Linked DNA regions of Homo sapiens: region 2 is linked to region 1. Evidence: read pairs that join two places in POLR2A ChIA-PET (ENCODE). Cell type or tissue: OCI-LY7. All regions are shown on one strand. Each heading gives the region's core, and the rest is flanking DNA. Links, peaks and the distances in the headings are about the cores only.

What was found. Peaks named below come from ENCODE experiments on the same cell type or tissue, not always from the same donor. Only the 100,000 strongest peaks of a DNase experiment are listed, where the experiment ranks them.
Region 2: POLR2A ChIA-PET joins it to region 1 with 7 read pairs; 2 of 35 experiments call an interaction of 5 or more read pairs at or near these places.

The regions. Positions count from the first base shown.
Region 1 is chr16:29,068,040-29,078,132 of GRCh38, reverse strand. It overlaps the pseudogene PLA2G10CP and the pseudogene RRN3P2. Among named protein-coding and RNA genes, the nearest start is that of LAT, 88 kb to the right of the region's middle. RefSeq lists an enhancer at 3,220-3,419. In OCI-LY7, for the core only: no CTCF peak of the experiment used is centred there; a DNase peak (open chromatin) is centred at 3,012; H3K4me3 peaks cover 1,489 bases; H3K27ac peaks cover 824 bases.
Region 2 is chr16:29,661,993-29,672,085 of GRCh38, reverse strand. SPN (sialophorin) reads right to left here and starts at 8,839. Exons shown (of 2, transcript NM_003123.6): 1 at 8,770-8,839; 2 at 1,210-8,391. The coding sequence starts at 8,357. The coding sequence ends at 7,155. RefSeq lists silencers at 7,735-7,854, 9,115-9,174 and enhancers at 9,355-9,434, 10,075-10,093. In OCI-LY7, for the core only: CTCF peaks have their summits at 7,539 and 7,738; DNase peaks (open chromatin) are centred at 5,225, 6,685, 7,285 and 7,675; H3K4me3 peaks cover 3,292 bases; H3K27ac peaks cover 3,338 bases.

The DNA.
Region 1 (10,093 bases), core at 2,064-7,063:
ATCACCAAATGTCTTCTAGGGGGTAAAACTGTCCCTGGTTGAGAACCACCAGATTAAAGTAAGGGAGGACCATGGAGAGAGCAAGTTCTGCAGAACAGAATGGGACCCAAAGAGCAAACTATGTCTGTATAAAGTGGCAATAATTTTGCTAATGATCAAACACAAAATTAATTACCTTTATGTCTGGATCTAACAGCTGGTTCTTCAACAACTCAAAGTCATTTGTTTCACCCTTAACAAGGAGGGGAAATAATTAAGTTATGCTTTTGTTTCCTGTTTAGTATCAACAGCAAGACTTTTAACCGTACTTTAACATCAGATGAAATTATAAAAGGAACACTAACTTTCACATGTCAATTGCGGATTATAAAATCATGACTACAAAAATTTAAACACTCATGTTAGTGCAGCCAGAGGGCTTGGAAAAAGGAAAATGATAAACTACATTTAGCTATACTTCTGTATTGACATTTGAATATAATAGTTGATACTCCTGCGAATTCTCAAAAAGCATGAGGGAAAAAAAACAGCCAGCTATAATGATCTAATTCAGGAGGATCTAAAAAAGTATTTACTCAAATATGGATACAAATGGATATTACATATAAACATACGGTTACTTAACATTTTCCCTCTACTGCTGAGATATAGTAGAAATGCTTCTAACCTACCACAAAAACAAAAATCCCTATTCAGAGAACCGGTTTACTGTCCCAAAGTAATGCTTAGGTAAGTTCCTCAAAAAATAAAATGCTGTAGGCCAGGCATGGTGGCTCACGTCTGTAATCTCAGCACTTTGGGAGGCCAAGGCGGGTGGATTACAAGCTCAGGAGTTCGAGACCAGCCTGGCCAACATGGTGAAACCCCGTCTCTATTAAAAAAATTAAAAAATTAGCCAGGTGTGGTGGTGCATGCCTGTAACCCTAGCTATTCAGAAGACTGAGGCAGGAGAATTGCTTGAACCTGGGAGGTGGAGGATGCAGTGAGCCGAGGTCACGCCACTGCACTCCAGCCTGGGTGACAGAGGAAGACTCCAGCACAAATAAATAAATAAATAAAATGCTGTAATTGTTTTTAATTCTAGCACTTGCTGAAGTTAAAAGATGCTTTGTAAATAAAGCATTTGAAGAGGTGAAACCTCAGTAAAGACATTATTACTCTCTCATTATTACCTGTGAAATGGGCCAAGGTGGGGGAAAAAAAAGGACACTATTACTCTAATTTTGCACTGATGGCATCATGCTATTATTAAATATTTGATTTCAACTGGTATCTTAATTAATCTTGCTATTTCTATTGGTCTTTAGTATAACAGCAATAGTTGTATTCTGACCTGACCAAAAGCAAACCTCACACATTATCTCCTCTTACCGTTTTGTACTTCAGCAAGACTTCTGTCACAGTTCCACCAAACTGAACAGTTTTTCTTGGGGGAGAATTGAAAAAATCATTCTCTAATGCACGCATATTTGAAATCCTGTGGAACCAAGATTAACAAGCTATTAAGTTCATGAAAATAATAAAAATTATAATAGCCAACCTTTATTGAACCAACATAATTCAGTGGAACTATTGTTAAGGCCTCTTTACTGGTCTCCCTGCTTCCACTCTTAATCAACAATCCCTCCTTTGCTCAGCAACCAATAACTGTCTTCCCACTGCACTTACAGTAAAAATCCAAATCTCTCAGTGTGGTCTTTAAGATCCTACATTAATCTGGCCCCTGCCTACCTCTCTCACCTCATCTCCAACAACTTGTTTTACTACAGCCATCATGTCTTTTCTGCTCTTCAAACAAGCCAAGCTGTTTCTCATTTCACTTACTGTTCACTCTATTGGAAATACTCTTTTCCCAAATCTCTATGTGGCTGGATTTTTTTTTTTTTTTGAGATGGAGTCTTGCTCTGCTGCCCAGGCTGGAGTGCAGTGGTGTGATCTCAGCTTAACTGCAACCTCCATCTCCCGGGTTCAAGCAATTCTCCTGCCTCAGCCTCCTGAGTAGCTGAGATTACAGGAGCCTGCCACCACGCCCGGCTAATTTTTGTATTTTCAGTAGAGACGAGGTTTCGCATGTTGGCCAGGCTGGTCTCGAACTCCTGACTTCAGGTGATCCGCCCACCTCAGCCTCCCAAAGTGCTGGGATTACAGGCGTGAGCAACCGTGCCCGGCCTAGATTTTTGTCTTCATTCAAATAGAAGCTCAAATGACAGATGTCTTCCCAATGAGAAATCTCAAACACTCCTTCTCTCCCTTCTCCCTCCCCCATTACCTTGTTGTATAACTGAAATCATCGTGTTCGTTTATTTATTGGCCTATGTACTGCCTTCCCCCCAATATGCTGTAAGCTCTGTAGAAAGCAGGGACATTAGTGTCTTTGGATAAACCACTGTCGCCAGTGTTTAACACAGTAAGCAGGAGCTCGATAAACATTATGAATCATATTACGCTAATTGTTTTACAAGGTTTGCTTCACTTACACGTAGTAAATTAATGAAAAAACATAGCATCCTAATGACTCTGAAAGTTAAACGCCAAGAGTGCTATGGGGTTAGGGATTTTAAAAGTGGAGCAAAATAAAGACTGCTAAACAAATACGTGTGTCGAAACAAATTTCAAACAAAAAAGATGTAATATTCAATTTGCCATGAGTGACAACGTTCGGCTGATAACCCACATAGCCCAGGGAAATCCCTTCCAAATTTGGACGAAGAAGAGGGAAGGAAGAGGGGTCAAGGCGCAGAAGGCAGTACCCAGGCCTGGGAAATCACGAAGAGACACAGTCGGGAAAGGGGGCCTCCAGAACAGAGAACATACTCACTTTTCCAGGCCCCACCCATGTCTATTACCCAGTTAGGAGGAATGAGCTCATTTCTGTGAACGTGAGATGACCCTCGACCCCGTGCTCCTATCACACGCCATTAGCTTTGCCCCACATCCTTTCAATCTGCTCCTCTAAGAGCGGTCCTGAGCTTTGGTCCCAGACGCACAGAAGGAAGCGGCCTGAATCTTACCCAGTCCTCGACGCGCCCAGCATCTTGACTGCAGAGGGCGAAGCGGCCGCATCTCCCGGCAAACGCGTGTGAAGCAGCGGTGCCGCCATTGGGCCGAACTAACGCGACCGCTGCGCCTCAGGCCGGATGCCCAGCTCCTTCCAGCCACAGCCTCTGTCCCGGAAGTTGCGCGTGCCAGCGCAACCTTCAGACAATCAGGGGCCCCGTGAGCCACCGCACCCGGCCAAACTTAAATTTTTAAAAGAGGAACAGAAGTCAGCCAGACCAACAAAAGAGCGACTGGTGTTCCAAGCATAGGAAACAGAGGAAACAGAGGCCAAAACCTCGGGACTGTGGAGGATGTAGAGGGAGAGCAGGGGCTGCCCCTACTCTCAGGGAGGGGGAAAGGTTGCAACTTTGGAAACTGTACAGGCCTATCAAAAATACAAAAATATCCAGCCTGGGTGACACGGTGAAACTCCATCTCTACAAAAAACTTAAAAAATAAAAATAATAAAAATTATCTGGGTGTGATGGCACATACCTGTAGTCCCAGCTACTCGGGAGGCTGAGGATTGCTTGAGCCTGGGAGATAGCACCACTGCACTCCTGCTTGGGCAACAGAGTGAGACCCTGTCTCGAAATAAATAAATAAATTTTTTTAAATGCATATGTATGGGCCCGGCGCAGTGGCTCATGCCTGTTATCCCAACACTTTGGGAGGCCGAGGCAAGTGGATCACCTGAGGCCAGAAGTTTGAGACCAGCCTGGCCAACATGACAAAACCCTGTCTCTACTAAAAATACAAAATTAGCCAGACATGGTGGCAGTGCCTGTAATCCCAGCTACTTGGGAGGCCAAGGCAGGAGAATAGCTTGAACCCAGGAGGCAGAGGTTGCAATGAGCCAAGATTGTGCCATTGCACTCCAGCCTGGGTGAGGAGTGAAACTGTGTCTCAAAAAAAAAAAAAAAAAAGGGTGTGTGTGTGTGTGTGTGTGTGTGTGTGTGTGTGTGTTTATATGTATCTCTCTCCAGGAGTTCAAGACCAGCCTGGGCAACATATGATGGTGCATACCTGTAGTCCCAGCTACTTGAAAACTGAGGAGGGAGGATCGCTTGAGCCCTGGAGGTCAAGGCCGCAGTGAGCTGTGATTGCACCCCTGCACTCCAGCCTAGACAACAGATCTAGACCCTATTTCACAAAATAAAATACAGCAATTTGGTTTTTATGTTTTTTGTGTTTTTTTTGAGACAGAGTCTCGCTCTGTCACCCAGGCTGGAGTACAGTGTCGTGATCTCGGCTCACTGCATCCTCTGATTCCCAGGTTCAAGCGATTCTTGTGCCTCACCCTCCCCAGTAGCTAGGATTACGGGCATGCACCACCATGCCCTGCTAATTTTTGTATTTTTAGTAGAGACAGGGTTTCACCATGTTGGCCAGGCTGGTCTTGAACTCTTGACCTCAAGTGATCCACCCACCTTGGCATCCCAAAGTGCTGGGATTACAGGCATGAGCCACCACGCCCCGCCAGCAGTTTGTTAAACATAAACCATAGCTCTGTTTTGCAACAGTGTAAAATCAGTAACTGTCTTTCCTGAGTCTCTATTTGGTCCTTACTGAGTTCCTTGGGAATGTTGGACAGGAATCATCTGTGTCTCAAGGACAGAGGAAATAATTGCACCCTAGCTCACAAAGATACTTCAATACTTCAAGATAACGGTTTAAATGAGAATCTCTTCTTCACTTCCAAGGCAAAGCAAAGCAAAAACAAAAAGCAACAATAGCAAAACAGCAATTTGACAATTATCTGTTTTGTTTTGTTTTGGTTTGAGACAGGATCTCATTGTCTAGCCCAAGTTAGAGCGCAATGGCGCGATCACAGCTCGTTGCAGCCTCGGGCTCCTACAGCTTATGCAATCCTCTCACCTCAGCCTCCCAAACCCACACCACCAAGCCCAGCTAATTTTTTGTATTTTTGGTAAATACGAGGTCTCACTTTGTTGCCCAGGCTGGTCTTGAACCCCCGGCCCAAGTGATCCTCCCACCTTGGCCTCCCAAAGTGTGTCTCCCCACCTATACTCCCATTCTTTCCCTTAAAAAAAGTCTGAGTCTGGGTGCAGTGGCTCACACCTGTAATGCCAGAGCTTTGGGAGGCTGAGGCAGGAGGATAACTTGAAGCCAGGAGTTTGAGACCAGCCCAGGCAACACAGCCAGACTCCGTCTCTACAAATAACACTTTTAAAAAACTTACCCAGGATACCCAAAGGACTATAAATCGTGCTGTTTTAAAGACACATGCACACGTATGTTTATTGCGGCATTATTCACAATAGCAAAGACTTGGAACCAACCCAAATGTCCAACAATGATAGACTGCATTAAGAAAATGTGGCACATATATGCCATGGAATACTGTGCAGCCATAAAAAATGATGAGTTCACGTCCTTTGTAGGGACATGGATGAAATTGGAAATCATCATTCTCGGTAAACTATCGCAAGAACAAAAAACCAAACACTGCATATTCTCACTCATAGGTGGGAATTGAACAATGAGAACACATGGACACAGGAAGGGGAACATCACACTCTGGGGACTGTTGTGGGGTGGGGGGAGGGGGGAGGGGGGAGGGATAGCATTGGGAGATACACCTAATGCTAGATGACGAGTTAATGGGTGCAGCACACCAGCATGGCACATGTATACATATGTCACTAACCTGCACATTGTGCACATGTACCCTAAAACTTAAAGTATAATAATAATAAATAAAAAATAAAAAATAAAAAAACTTACCCAAGCATGGTGGCACATGCCTGTAGTTCCAATTATTTGGCAGACAGAGGTGGGAGAATCACTTGAACCCAGGAGTTGGAGGCTGCAGTGAGCTATGACTGCACCACGACACTCTCTGGCCTGGGTGACAAAGCAAAATCTCATCTCTTAAAAAAAAAAAAAAAGGGGAAAAAAGCTTGACATGTACAAAATAATATGTTAATGTAAGTTATAAGAACATAATGGGCCGGGCGCAGCGGCTCCCGCCTGTAATCCCAGCACTTTGGGAGGCCGAGGCAGGTGGATCACGAGGTCAGGAGATCGAGACCATCCTGGCTGACACGGTGAAACCCCGTCTCTACTAAAAATACAAAAAAAAAAAAAAAAAAAAAAAATTAGCCGGGCGTGGTGGCGGGCACCTGTAGTCCCAGCTACTTGGGAAGCTGAGGCAGGAGAATGGCATGAACCCGAGAGGTGGAGCTTGCAGTGAGCCGAGATCGCACCACTGCACCCCAGCCTGGGCAACAGAGTCAGACTCTGTCTCAAAAAAAAAAAAAAAAAAGAACATAATGAACACCTGTGAACATATCACCCAATTTAAGAAGCCGAACATTAACTAGGACAATTGACACTTACTGTGTGCTGCTCTCGGATCCCACCTTCTACCTGCTTTCCTCCCAATGGCACAATCTCAGCTTACTGCAACCTCCACCTCCCCGGTTTAAGTGATTCTCCTGCCTCAGCTGGGATTACAGGCGTGCGCCACTTGCCTGGCTAATTTTTTGTATCTTTAGTAGACATGAGGTTTCACCATGTTGGTCAGGCTGGTCTCAAACTCCTGATCTCAGATGATCTACTTGACTCAGCCCCTCAAAGTGCTGGGATTACAGACGTGAGCCACCATGCCTGGCCTAGATTTTATATTTCTTCTTAAGTTTGGTGTTTAAATACCCCTAGGAATTTGTTCCTTTCATCTAATTTGTTGGCATACAACTGTTCATAGTATTCCCTGATAATTCTTTTACTTATCTAATGTTGGTAGTGATGTCTCCTCTTTTGCTCCTGTTTTGCAGTTTGAGTCTCCTCTGCTTTTTTCTTGGTCAGTCCATCTAAAGGTTCATCAATTTTATGGATTTTTCAAAGAACCAAATTATTTTGGTTTTACTTACTTCCTCTATTTTTTATTCTCTGCTGCATTTATTTCTGCTCATCTTTATTATCTTTCTTTTTTTTTTTTTTTGAGACGAAGTCTCTTGTCGCCCAGGCTGGAGTGCAGTGGTGAGATCTCAGCTCACTGAAAACTACGCCTCCTGGGTTCGAGCGATTCTTGTGCCTCAGCCTCCTGAGTAGCTGGGACCACAGGCATGTGCCACCATGCCTGGCTAATTTTTTTATTTAGCAGAGACAGGCTTTCACCATGTTGGCCAGGATGGTGTCAAACTCCTGGCCTCAAGCTGTCTGCCCGCTTCAGCCTCCCTAAACTGGGATTACAGGTGTGAGTAATCCTCTGCCTCTGGGAGGCAGAAGTTGCAGTGAGCCAAGATCACACCACTGTACTACAGCCTGTGCAACAGAGCGAGACTCCACCTCAAAAAAAAAAAAAAATTAGCCGGACATGGTGGCACATATCTGTAGTTCCAGCTGCTTGGGGGACTGAGGCAGGGGGCTTGCTTGAGCCTAGGAGGTCAAGGCTGCTATAACCCATGTTTATGCCACTGCACTGCAGCCTGGGCAACAAAGTGAGAACCTGTCTCAAAATAAAAATAAAAATAAGTAAATAGGCCAGGCATGGTGGCGCATGCCTGTAATCCCAGCACTTTGAGAGGCTGAGGTGTGAGGATCATGAGGTCAAGAGTTTGAGACCAGCCTGGCCAACATAGTGAAACCCTGTCTCTACCAAAAATACAAAAATTAGCCAGGTGTGGTGGTGGGCACCTGTAGTCCCAGCTACTCGGGAGGCCAAAGCAGGAGAATCGTTTGAACCCGGGAGGCAGAGGTTGCAGTGAGCCGAGATCATGCCATTGCACTCCAGGCTGGGTGACAGAGTGAGACTCCGTCTCAAAAAAAAAAAAAAAAAAAAAAGGAAATAAATATAGCTTCCTAGGGGATTCTGTTTGCAGAGTGTGTCAAGAATATGAAGCCCAGAATTCAAGACTGCATTATGGACTGTGAAGGCTGAGGAGGGCTGTGAGGAAAGAGTGGGTAGGTTAAAGGAGCAGAGGCAACTGTCATGCCCTTTGGCTCTTCTATAGGAAAAGAGGAAAGAGTGAGCCTTGGGCTGTGTTTTGTGAGGGAATAGTGCCCTCCCTTTGTGGGTAAGCAAAGTTGGCTCGGAAGATGAAGACAGATGAGTCAAGAACGTCAGGGTGTCAGGGGAAGCACAAAAAGAAGGCGAAATATGCCCTTCTACACTCAAACTTGAAGGTATTCGGGGCCTGGTGGCTGGCTCTGAGGCCATGCTGAGTCCTGAAGAGGGGACCAAAGTCTTGCTTTGTGAAAACTGTCTAGACTGTCCTAGCAATTCCATTTGTTTTTGACTGTCCTAGCAATTCCATTTTTTTTTTTTTTTGACAGAATCTCACTCTTGTCGCCCAGGCTGGAGTGCAGTGGCACGATCTCAGCTCATTGCAACCTCCACTTCCTGGGTTCAAATGATTCTCCTGCCTCAGCCTCCCAAGTAGCTGGGATTACAGGCACCTGCAACTGCGCCCAGCTAATTTTTGTATTTTTGGTAGAGACAGGATTTCACCATCTTGGCCAGGCTGCTCTTGAACTACTGACCTTGTGATCCACCCACCTTGGCCTTCCAAAGTGCTGGGATTACAGGCGTGAGCCACTGTGACTGGCTTTTTTTTTTTTTTTTTTTTTTTTCTGAGACGGAGTCTCGCTCTGTCACCCAGGCTGGAGTGCAGTGGCACAGTCTCAGCTCACTACAAGCTCTGCCTCCCGGGTTCGCGCCATTCTCCTGCCTCAGCCTCCTGAGTAGCTGGGACTACAGGCGCCCGCCACTGCGCCCAGCTAATTTTTTGTATTTTTAGTAGAGATGGGGTTTCACTGTGTTAGCCAGGAGGTTCTCGATCTCCTGACCTCATGATCTGCCCGCCTCGGCCTCCCAAAGTGCTGGGATTACAGGCGTGAGCCACTGTGCCCGGCTGCCTTTTTAAATTTAAAAAACTTTTTTTTTTTTTTGAGACAGTCTCTCTGTCCCCCAGGCTGGAGTGCAGTGGCGGGAATCTCAGCTCACTGCAAACTCTACCTCCCAGGTTCAAGCAATTCTTCTGCCTCAGCCTCCCAAGTAGCTGGGATTACAGGCACACGGCACCACACCTGGCTAATTTTTGTATTTTTAGTAGAGATAGGTTTTCACCATGTTGGCCAGGCTGCTCTCGAACTCCTAACCTCAGGTGATCCTCCTGCCTCGGCCTCCCAAAGTGTGAGTACAGGCGTTAGTCACCACTGCACCTGGCCTCCATTCTCATCTTTTCTGATTGGAGAACTCGGTTCTCCAGAGCACAGAAGTAGCACTTCTTTCCCCTGGTCCCTGGAGAGTAAGGTCTTGTTCACATCTGTGCATGGGGCTCAGATCAGGGCCTGGTGCAGAGAAAGTGCACAATAAATGGGTGTTTAAGTCTGGGCATGGTGCCTCATATCTGTAATCCTAGCACTTTGGGAGGCCAATGTGGGAGGATCACTTGAGCCCAGGAATTCAAGACCAGCCTGGGCAACAAAGCAAGACCCCGATCTCTACCAAAAAATAGAAAAATTAGCCAGGTGTGGTGGCACGTTCCAGCTACCCGGGAGGCTGAGGTGAGAGGATTGCTTGAGCTGGGAGGCTTCAGTGAGCTGTGCTTGTACCACTGCACACCAGCCTGGGAGACACAGTGAGACCCTGTCTCAAAAAATATAATAAAAGTCTAAAAAATAAATGGGGGCTGGGCGTGGTGGCTCATGCCTGTAATCCCAGCACTCTGGGAGGCCAAGGTGGGCAGATCACCTGAAGTCAGGAGTTCAAGACCAGCCTGGCCAACATAGTGAAACTCTGTCTCTACTAAAAATACAAAAATTAGCTGGGCATGGTGGCGGGTGCCTGTAATCCCAGCTACTCAGGAGGCTGAGGCAGGAGAATTGCTTGAACCCAGGAGACGGAGGTTGCAGTGAGCCAAGATCACGCCACTGCACTCCAGCGTGGGCAACAGAGCAATACTCTGTCTCAAAAATAAATAAACATAGGCCAGGTGCAGTGGCTCATGCCTATAATCCCAGTACTTTCAGAGGCTGAGGCAGAAAAATCACTTGAGGTCAGAAGTTCGAGACCAGCCTGGCCAAC
Region 2 (10,093 bases), core at 2,873-7,872, 590 kb before region 1:
TGAGACAGGGTGCCACGCAGGCTGGAGTGCAGTGGTGTGATCATGACTCGCTGCAGTCTGGACCTCTTGGGCTCAAGTGATCTTCCTACCTCATCCTCCTGAGTAGCTGGAACTACAGGTGTGTGCCACGATGCCCAGCTATTTTTCTTTTTTCTTTTTTTTTTTTTTTTGAGACGGAGTCTCATTCTGTCACCCAGGCTGGAGTGCAACGGCGCGATCTTGGCTCACTGCAACCTCCATCTCCCGGGGACCAACAATTCCCCCGCCTCAGCCTCCCGAGTAGCTGGGACTACAGGTGCACACCACCACGCCCGGCTAATTTTTGTACTTTCAGTAGAGATGGGGTTTCACCATGTTGGCCAGGCTGGTCTCGAACTCCTGACCTCAGATGATTGGCCCACCTCAGCCTCTCAAAGTGTTGGGATTACAGGCGTGAGCCACTGTGCCCAGCCCACAGTGACCTTTTAGAAGGGTCCCTGGGACCATCACTAGCAGAGAGCGGAAGGAAATCAAAGGGGAAGTGTCAATAGGATCCCGGTGAGGTGCGATGAGGACTGAAGAGAAGGAAGGGATGCAAGGGTCGGTGGAAGAAGAGCCAGGGACTTGGCACCTGGAGAGCAGGAATGGGGAAAGAGTGGGGCTGCACGGTGGTCCTAAGGCGTTTTGCCTGGGCCACCAGAACGATGCTACTCACCACTCTGGGGACTAGAAGAGAGGAGAAGAGCAGACTTAGGTGTGTTGATTTCACCACTACTTCCAGAATGCAATTCAAACTCTCAGCAGAGCACTATGGCTCACGCAGAGCACTGTGGCTCACGCCTGTAATCCCAGCACTTTGGGAGGCCGAGGCAGGTGGATCACGAGGTCAGGAGATCGAGACCATCCTGGCTAACATGGTGAAACCCTGTCTCTCCTAAAAATACAAAAAAATTAGCCTGGTGTGGTGGCGGGCGCGTGTGGTTCCAGCTACTCAGGAGGCTGAGGCAGGAGAATGGCATGAACCCGTGCCACTGCACTCCAGCCTGGGTGACAGGGTGAGACTCCGTCTCAAAAAACAAAAACAAAAACAAAAACAAACCTCAGAACTCAATTCAAACTCTTGAACTTTTCATAGCATGGCTCCAACCTCCACTTGCAGCCTCATCCCCTACCACTCTCCTCAAACCAGACACCCCCAGGCCACCCCCTTGAACACCTTTTTGACCACTATTTTTTCATATTGTAAAAGTAACAGATATTTATTGTATGAAATTCGGAAAATACAGAAGAGCATAAACAAAATAAAAATCACACATAAACTCACCACTTTGGAGATCAGCATGGAAAACATTTGCGATGGGTCCTTTGTTTCCCTATAAGTGCATATATGGTTGGGAATTTTTATTACAAAACTAAAATCATATGTATTACAGAGGAGTAACTTGCTTTTTTCCCCACTTAACATTATATTGCTGGTATTTTCCAAAGTCATTACATAATTTTCAAAAACATGATTTTTACTGACTATAAGTTCAATAAGCCATTTACAATTATTTTCATAACTAATATATTTAATCTTATACCATATTTTATATTTTCTTTTTTTAAATTTTTTTCCAAGACGGAGTCTTGCTCTGTCGCCCAGACTAGAGTGCAATGACACGATCTCGGCTCACTGCAACCTCTGCCTCCCGGTTTCAAGCAATTCTTCTGCCTCAGACCCCCAAGTAGCTGGGATTACGGGGGCATGCCACCACGCCTGGCTAATTTTTGTATTTTTAGTAGAGACAGGGTTTCACCATGTTGGCCAGGCTGGTTTCAAACTGGCCTCATGATCTGACTGCCTCGGCCTCCCAAAGTGCTGGGATTACAGGTGTGAGCCACCACGCCTGGCCATGTTCTTTCTTTTGAGACAGAGTCTCACACTATTGCCCAGGCTGGAGTGCAGTGGCATGATCACAGCTCACTATAGCCTCAAACTCCTGGGCTCAAGCAATCTTCCCTGCCTTCGCCTCTTGAGTAGCTGGTACCACAGGCGCACACCACTACACCTGGCTAATTTTTCATATTTCAAATTTTTTGTAGAGATAGGGGTCTATGTTGCCCAGGCTGGTCTCCAACTCCTGACCTCAGGTGATCTGCCCGCCTCAGCCTCCTATAGTGCCACCGCATAGCCACTGCACCCAACTATTTTCTTACTGTTCCTTGCTCTATCTCCTTTTTTTTTTTTGAGATGGAGTTTTTTACTTGTCGCCCAGGCTGGAGTGCAATGGCGTGATCTCGGCTCACTGCAACCTCCACCTCCTGGGTTCAAGGGATTCTCCTGCCTCAGCCTCCCAAGTAGCTGGGATTACAGGTGCCCGCCACCACGCCCAGCTAATTTTTTGTATTTTGAAACAGGGTTTCACCATGTTGGTCAGGCTGGTCTTGAACTCCTGACCTCAGGTGATCCACCTGCCTCGGCCTCCCAAAGTGCTGGGATTACAGACGTTGAGCCACCACGTCTGGCCTGCTCTATCTCCTTTTTTTGTTTTCCTTTTTAGTCTTAAAATATCCACTGCTTCTTTTGCTTTGCTTTTTCCTCCAGAAAATTAAAAGACATCTATTGTCGGGCACGGTGGCTCACGCATGTAATCCCAGCACTTTGGGAGGCCGAGGCATACGGATCAGCAGAGGTCGGGAGTTCAAGACCAGCTTGACCAACATGGTGAAACCCCATCTCTACTAAAAATACAAAATTATCCGGGTTTGGTGGTGCATGCCTGTAATCCCAGCTACCTGGGAGGCTGAGGCAGGAGAATTGTTTGAACCCAGGAGGCGGAGGTTCTGGTGAGCCAAGATCACGCCATTGCACTCCAGCCTGGGTAACAAGAGTGAAAACTCCATCTCAAAAAAAAAAAAAAGACATCTATTTCACGTTTGTTCAAAAAAGACTCTATATTGAACTGCTCCACTTTAAAAAATATATATATAAATGTTTACTTTTTGTAGACACGGGGTCTCACTATGTTGCCCAGGCTGGTCTCAAACTCCTGGCTTCAAGCAGTCCTCCTGCCTCAGCTTCTCAAGTAGCTGGTACTACAGGCATGCACCACCACGCCTGGCTAATTTTTTGTGTTTTTGTAGAGACAGGGTCTTTCTATGTTACCCAGGCTGGTCTTGAACTCCTAGACTCAAGCAATCCTCCCTGCTCTGCCTCCCAAAGTGCTGGGATTACAGGCATGAGCCACTGCGCTGGATCTGCTCCACGTTTTTTTTTTTTAATTATGTATTTCCACCTGCTATCCCCTCTGCTGGGAATGCCTTTTCCTTTTCCCAGCTTTGCAAAATCCTTCCCAGCCTTCAAATATCTGAGGCAAGCCTGGGCACAGTGGCTCACACCTATAATCCCAGTATTTGGGGAAGCTTAGGTGGGAGGACCACTTGAGCCCAGGAGTTTGAGACCAGCCTGGGCAACACAGCAAGACCCTGTCTGTACAAATTAAAAATTAAAAAAAAAAATTAGCTGGGCATGTTGGTGCACACCTGTGATCGCAGCTACTTGGGAGGCCCAGGAGGTTGAGGCTGTGGTGAGCTGTGATTGCACCACTGCCCTCTAGTCTGGGTGACAGAATGAGACCTCATCTCAAAAGAAAGAATCTCTGAGGCGTCATCTCCATTCATTCATTCATTCATTCATTCATTCATTCAAATGCATATTCATGGAGGATCTGCAACATGCCAGGCACAGCAGCCACCAGGAATGAAGCAGTGGCTGGGTGCAGTGGCTCATGCCTATAGTCCCAGCATTTTGGGAGGCTGAGGCAGGTGGATCTCTTGTGCCCGGGAGTTTGAGACCAGCCGGGACAACATGGTGAAACCCCATCTCTACAAAAAATACAAAAATTAGCCAGGTGTGGTGGTTCTCATATGTAGAAAACAATAAAAATAATTTTTAAAGAAAGGAATCAAGCAGTGGATATGACAAAGGCCACGACACACTCTCAGGTGAAGCCTTCCAACCTTTCGCCAGGGCAATGCGAGCCCTTCTGCTCAGCCACTGGAATCTCTTCCTCAAAGTCTCCCTTGCCACAGTACACATGCATGGGAGAACATGCATGCACACACACATGCGCGCACACACACACATGCGCACACACATGTGCACACATACACACACAGGCACATGCACGCACGCACATGCACGCACGCACATGCACACGTACACACATATGTGCACACACGCATGGCTTGGTAGGCTTCACCTGAGAGTTATGAATGCACCATTTTCCTTGGTGCATTCATAACACTGTTTGTGCCTCTCTTTTATTTATTTTATTTATTTTTATTTTTTGAGACAGTCTCACTTTGTCACCCAGCCTGGAGTACAGTGGCATGATCCCGGCTCACTGCAACCTCTGACTCCAGGGTTCAAGCAATTCTCTGGCCTCAGCCTCCTAAGTAGCTGGGATTACAGGAGCACACCACCATGCCTGGCTAACTTTTGTATTTTTAGTAGAAACGGGGTTTCATCATATTGGCCAGGCTGGTCTCAAACTCCTGACCTCATGATCTGCCCACCTTGGCCTCCCAAAGTGCTGAGATTACAGGCGTGAGCCACCGCACCCGGCCTGTGCCTCTCTTTTAACACTTATATTTTGATATTTTCTGGATTGTGAAAGCCCTGTTGGGTGCCTTCCTTACCCGTACTACCTCTTTTTTTCAGGATTCGCCCAGGACCTGACTAAAACCAGTCCTGGCTTAGAAAACAACCATATCTGTCAAAGGAAAGGGAGGTGGAGCTGAGGACAGCGACGTTCGTTCGGTGACAGTATTTTCTAAACCTGATATGGGGGCTCTTATTTTAACAACTCTAAGACAACAGTGTCTCTAAGGGATTTTGGACATGGCCTCTGTCATTCTGCAGCTGCAGTGAGTCCAAATAGCAATCAGAAAAGGCCACCAGATGCAGCCCAGTGGGTGCCCAGCCTGGCTGGTAGAAGCTGGTTCCATCCGAGCTCAGCTCTTCCCACCCACTAAGCAAGCCCCTTCCCGCTCCCTCCCTCCGTCTCCTCTCCCACTGCACGAGCCCATCCCCCACCTGACCCTTTCCCCCATCTCCTGCCCAGGCCACAGAGCAGGGCTGTCACACTCACATGCCTCCCCTGTCTTTTTTTGCAGGTCAACCTGTCTGCTCTCAGCCACCGCAAGCTCTAACTCAACAACTTCCTCTTTGAAAATTTCCTCTTTGTCCTCGGGAAATACCAACTGCCCTGGCCCATGTGTGCTCCTGGGCTGTAGCCTGGGCTGGTCTCAAAGGCAGCACCATTGAGTTCTCCCCTCTCCACCCAGGCCCCACAGGGGAAGTCCCTGGCTCCAGGCCCCTCCTTCACTCACTCTCACTGGTTCCTCTTGGAGGATGGAAGGGGCTCAGCCCCTGGGATGGAAGAGGAGACACAGACAAACTAAACCTGGAAACGTGCAGTGGGGAAGCGCCAGCCAGACCAGTCCCCGAGACCAGGGCAAACCCCTCTCCCCCTGCCTCTGTTCGCAGGAGAGCGCGCGCGCGCGCGCGTGTGTGTGTGTGTGTGTGTGTGTGTGTGAGAGAGAGAGAGAGAGAGAGAGCGCACATGCATGTGTACTGCAGAAATGGAGACTTCAAGGAAGGGATTACCATGGCTGAGCTGAAGAACTCATATTTGGGTCACACATACGATCTTTCCATGAAGCCTGGCTTTCTTTTTCTTTTCTTTTTTGAGACAGGGGCTCACTCTGTTGCCCAGGCTGAAGTGCAGTGGTGCAATCACAGCTCACTTCAGACTCGAACTCCTGGGCTCAAGCGATCCTCCTGCCTCAACTTTCCAAAGTGCTGGGATTAAAGGCACCAGCCACTGTGCTCACCCTGGCATTCTGTATGGGGCTACAGACAGAGTTAGATTTTCTGCTATGTCCACCCCATCAGAGCAAAGATGACACGCACGTTCTCAGCAGTCCCTGTGTCCCCCATGCCCAGGTTGACCCTCTTCAGTCTCTGCACCACTTCCCACCCCCACACCGTCTGTACCCACAACTACCCCTCCCAAGCATCGCCAAATCCTCAGCTCTTGCACACAAACCACACCCACGAGTGGACACACGCAGGCACTGGGGTTTCTGAGAACTACACCCAGCCAGAAACTCGGAGGAGAAACCGTGAGGCCTCTGGCTGCCTCTGTCCATGGCTGGGGAGAGTGTGGTGGTGTGGGCCAGGGCCAGCCTACAGTCCATGTGCCCTGGGAAAGATCACAGGCCCGCCTGAGAGCATGGGCTGGTGGCCCCACCCAGCCATGCTCCAGGCTGGCCTGGGGGGCCCAGAGCTAAAGGTGGTTGCGGGCTGCCCAGGTTCCACAGCCCTTGCAGCTACAGGGCAAGGGTGCTTTACAAAGTTAATCCTAGGAGGGAGTTTGCCGGGTTCTCTTGTCCTTCTTCCCAGACTCTGGTCAACCCAGGGTGGGTTCTGGGGGAAAAGGAGAATTGTCAAAGAAATCACAGGGCAGATAAGTTTGGCCGATGGAGACTCAGCAGCCGTTTCCAGGAACAAGAAAGAGGGGGAAATGGTGATGGAGATAAATAGGGGTGGATGAGGAGGGTTTATTCATTCAGTCCACAGACGTTGAGAGGTGCCAGCCCTGCCCTGCCCAGGCGCTAGTTGTGGGTGCTGGGTGAGGATGGCAGCAGGAAATCCAGGGCTGAGAAGCCTCATGAGGATTCAGAGTGAAGAGGTGGGTGAGGAGGCAAGGCGCGGAGGCTCATGTCTGTAATCTCAGCACTTTGGGAGGCTGAGGCAGGTAGATCACCTGAGGTCAGGAGTTTGAGACCAGCCTAGCCAACATGGTGAAACCCCATCTCTACCAAAAATACAAAAAAGCAGCTGGGCATGGTGGTGGGTGCCTGTAATCTCAGTTACTCGGGAAGCTGAGGCAGGAGAATCGCCTGAACTTAGGAGGCAGAGGTTGCAGTGAACTGAGATCGTGCATTGCACTCCAGCCTGGGCGACAAAGCGAAACTCTGTCTCAAAAGAAAAAAAAAAAGGAGATTCGGGTGAGGATCAGGGTGCCGGGTGGAAACATGGGAGCGAGGGGGCAGTGGGATGGTGAGAGGGAAGGTGCTGGAGGCTGGCTGAGATTCCGGCCTCCAGCCTCACTATTCACCGACACTTAAGGGGCAGCCCCGTCTCCCCCTTCGGGCTCATCAGGAGCTGGGGCGTCCACAGCCCCATCCTCACTGGCCACCAGTGGCTCCTCCTCCCCTTTGAGGCTGGGGCCTGACCCAGACTTCAGCTCCTCCATCGCCAGGGAGCCCTGGCGAGACTTCCGTCTGCCAAAGAAAGTGGTGAGCGTGGGCCGACGGCTAGACCCCTCCCCATCGGGGAACCCAGAGCCCTTGTCGCCCCCGGACCCTCCCACGGTCACTGTCACGGCCCCCTCCTCAGGGACCTGGGCTGGCCCAGCCCAGGCGTCCACCACCCCGTTACGCTTGCCGCCTCTGCTCAGCACGAGGGCCCCAGTCCGCCGCTTCTGCCGCCGGCGCCACAGCAGGAGCAGAGCCACGAGGACTATGACCGCCAGCAGGGCCACAAGCACAGCCACTGGCAGCATGCCTCGTGAGTTCTCATCTGGGTTCCGGAAGGGCACAGTGCTTGCGTTGGTGGAGGTCGTTGGAGACATCATTGTAGATAGTTTTACGCTAGAGACCTGGGGTCCACTGGCCCCGCTGGAGGGCTCCAGAGAGCCAGTTGTCATGGTAACAGGGGGTCCAGTGGTCCCAGTGGAGGTCTCCAGAGAGTCAGTTGCCATGGTAACAGGGGGTCCAGAGGTGCCTTTGGAAGTCTCCAGAGAGACAGTTGCCATGGTAAGAGGGGGTCCAGAGGTGCCTCTGGAGGTCTCCAGAGAGCTAGCTGCCGTGGTAACAGGGGCTCCACTGGTCCTACTGGAGGTTTCTGGAGAGTTCGTTGTTATGGTTCCACCTGTCACGGTGTGGGATCCTAGAGAGTTTGCTGTTATGGGAACAGCAGGATGACTGGTTGCATGAGGGGTTTCCTGGGGCACTGATGACATCTTGATGGAAACTTCCTGGTAGGTTGTTGGCTCAGGTAAAGGGGAACCAGTGCTGGCACCAATGGAAGTCCAAAGAGGGGATCCCTCATTGATGGAAGTTGAGGGAGGTAGGGCTGAGGTCTGGTCCCCAGTGCTGTCGGCCTTAGGGTCACTTGTTATTGAAGTGGTGTACATCTTTGAGCTCAGGGGCTCGCTAGTAGAGACCAAAGGCTCTCCGGAGGTGGGTGTCTGCACTGCTGTTGTGCTCCCCAGAGCGTCTGGGCTTACCACCAGCACCCCAAGGAGAAGGAGAAGCGTGGCCATTTCCAGGCAAACAGGCAGGAGCAAGAGCTGGGACCTGCAGGTGGGCAGCCGGAGAAGCAGAACACGCGGGAGTTGCCGGAGGACCTGGCCGGGCCTCCCCTCTGCCCACTTCCCTGCCAACGGCCAGGCCCAACCTGCGGTTTAACGGTTTTTTCCATGCTGGCTTTTACTGTTATCAGAAATGACAGAGGAACAGATGCTGGCAGCTCCCCCATCAGCCCCATCCTGAGGCTCCCTCCAGCCTCAGCAGCTTAGATTCCAGCAGTGACCAGCCCCTCCTGGCCTTCCCTGACCCTGTGCAGCCCAATGGCTCCCAATCTCTTCCCATCATAACCTGTCAGAGTCTTTTCAAGCCACAGGCACATTCCCAGGCCCACTGAGGCCCCTACCCCACCAAGTCTCACCCTCTTACCGGCTCGGCTGATAAGGACGCAGCACTGGGGCCAGGTCACTCCACCACCTCCCGAGGCTGGGGCAAGACTGGGAAGGACAGGGCCCCAAGGGGAAAGGAAGTGGGCCCTGGCTCCACCCACCCCACCCACCCCTCCATCCTGCCCCACCCGCCTGCTCCCACAGCTGCTGGGCGAAGACAGCACCATCACCTGCTCCTTCAGGGGCCAGCGGGGTGCCTGGGGGTCTGGGGCTCACCTGAGGGAGGCAGGGAAGCGTGGGATCTGGAATCAGGATTCCTGGCTCTTGGCTGAGGAATGGGATGGAAGTGGTGATGCTAGGGAGGGCTGGGCTCAGAGGTGGGTGGTGGGAATGTGAGCCTGAGAACTCAAGGGTGCAGAGGAGGAGGTGGGAGGGGAGGGTGGTTTCCTTTGCATTTGTGGTCCCCAAGCTGTTAGGCCAGGAGCTGAGTGGCGCCATTTCCTGCCCTCAGAGCTCCCAGGAAGTAGCAGGGCAAGAGGAAGCCCCCGAGTCTGGCTGGGGGCCGTGAAAACCTTTGCAGGCTGGTGAGCTCTTGACTCTGTCCGGGGAGCTGGGGGTCACCACAGTGGCCCCCAGTCACAGAGACGTGGCTAAACCAAGGTGGTTCCTACACACTGCATATGCTAGGATCTTATTTCTGCAAACTAGTAAAGATGTGGGAATCTTTTTTTTTTTTTTTAAGGCGGAGTTTAGTGCAATGGCATGATCTTGGCTCGGCTCAGCACAATGTCTGCCTCCTAGGTTCAAGCAATTCTCCTGCCTCGGCCTCCTGAGTAGCTGGGATTACAGGCTTGCACCACTGTGCCCGGCTAATTTTGTATTTTTCGTAGAGACGAGGTTTCTCCATGTTGGTCAGGCTGGTCTCGAACTCCTGACCTCAGGTGGTCCATCCGCCTCAGCCTCCCCAAGCGCTAGGATTACAGGTGTGAGCCACCGCGCCTGGCCAGATATGGGAATCTATATGGAAAACCGTCTGGAAAGATATCTACTAAGGGATTCACCTAATTGTCTTTGGATAGGTGAGAGTAGGAGGTGGGGGTATTTTCTTCTTTGAATGGTTCCCATTTCCTGACTTTCCTCTAATTAGCAAGCTTTGACTCTCGGTTTGTGTATGTTTTTGGTTTTTGTTCTTGAAAAACGAAAATCAGTCCCGGGTGTGGTGATACATTATGCTGGCAGTCCAGGCCAAAGTGGGAGGACCTCCTGAGCCCAAGAGTTTGAAACCAGCCTGGGCAACGTAGCAAAACTCCTATCACTAAAAAAATAAATAATTTTTTAAAATCAAAACTGATTTGTATATTTTA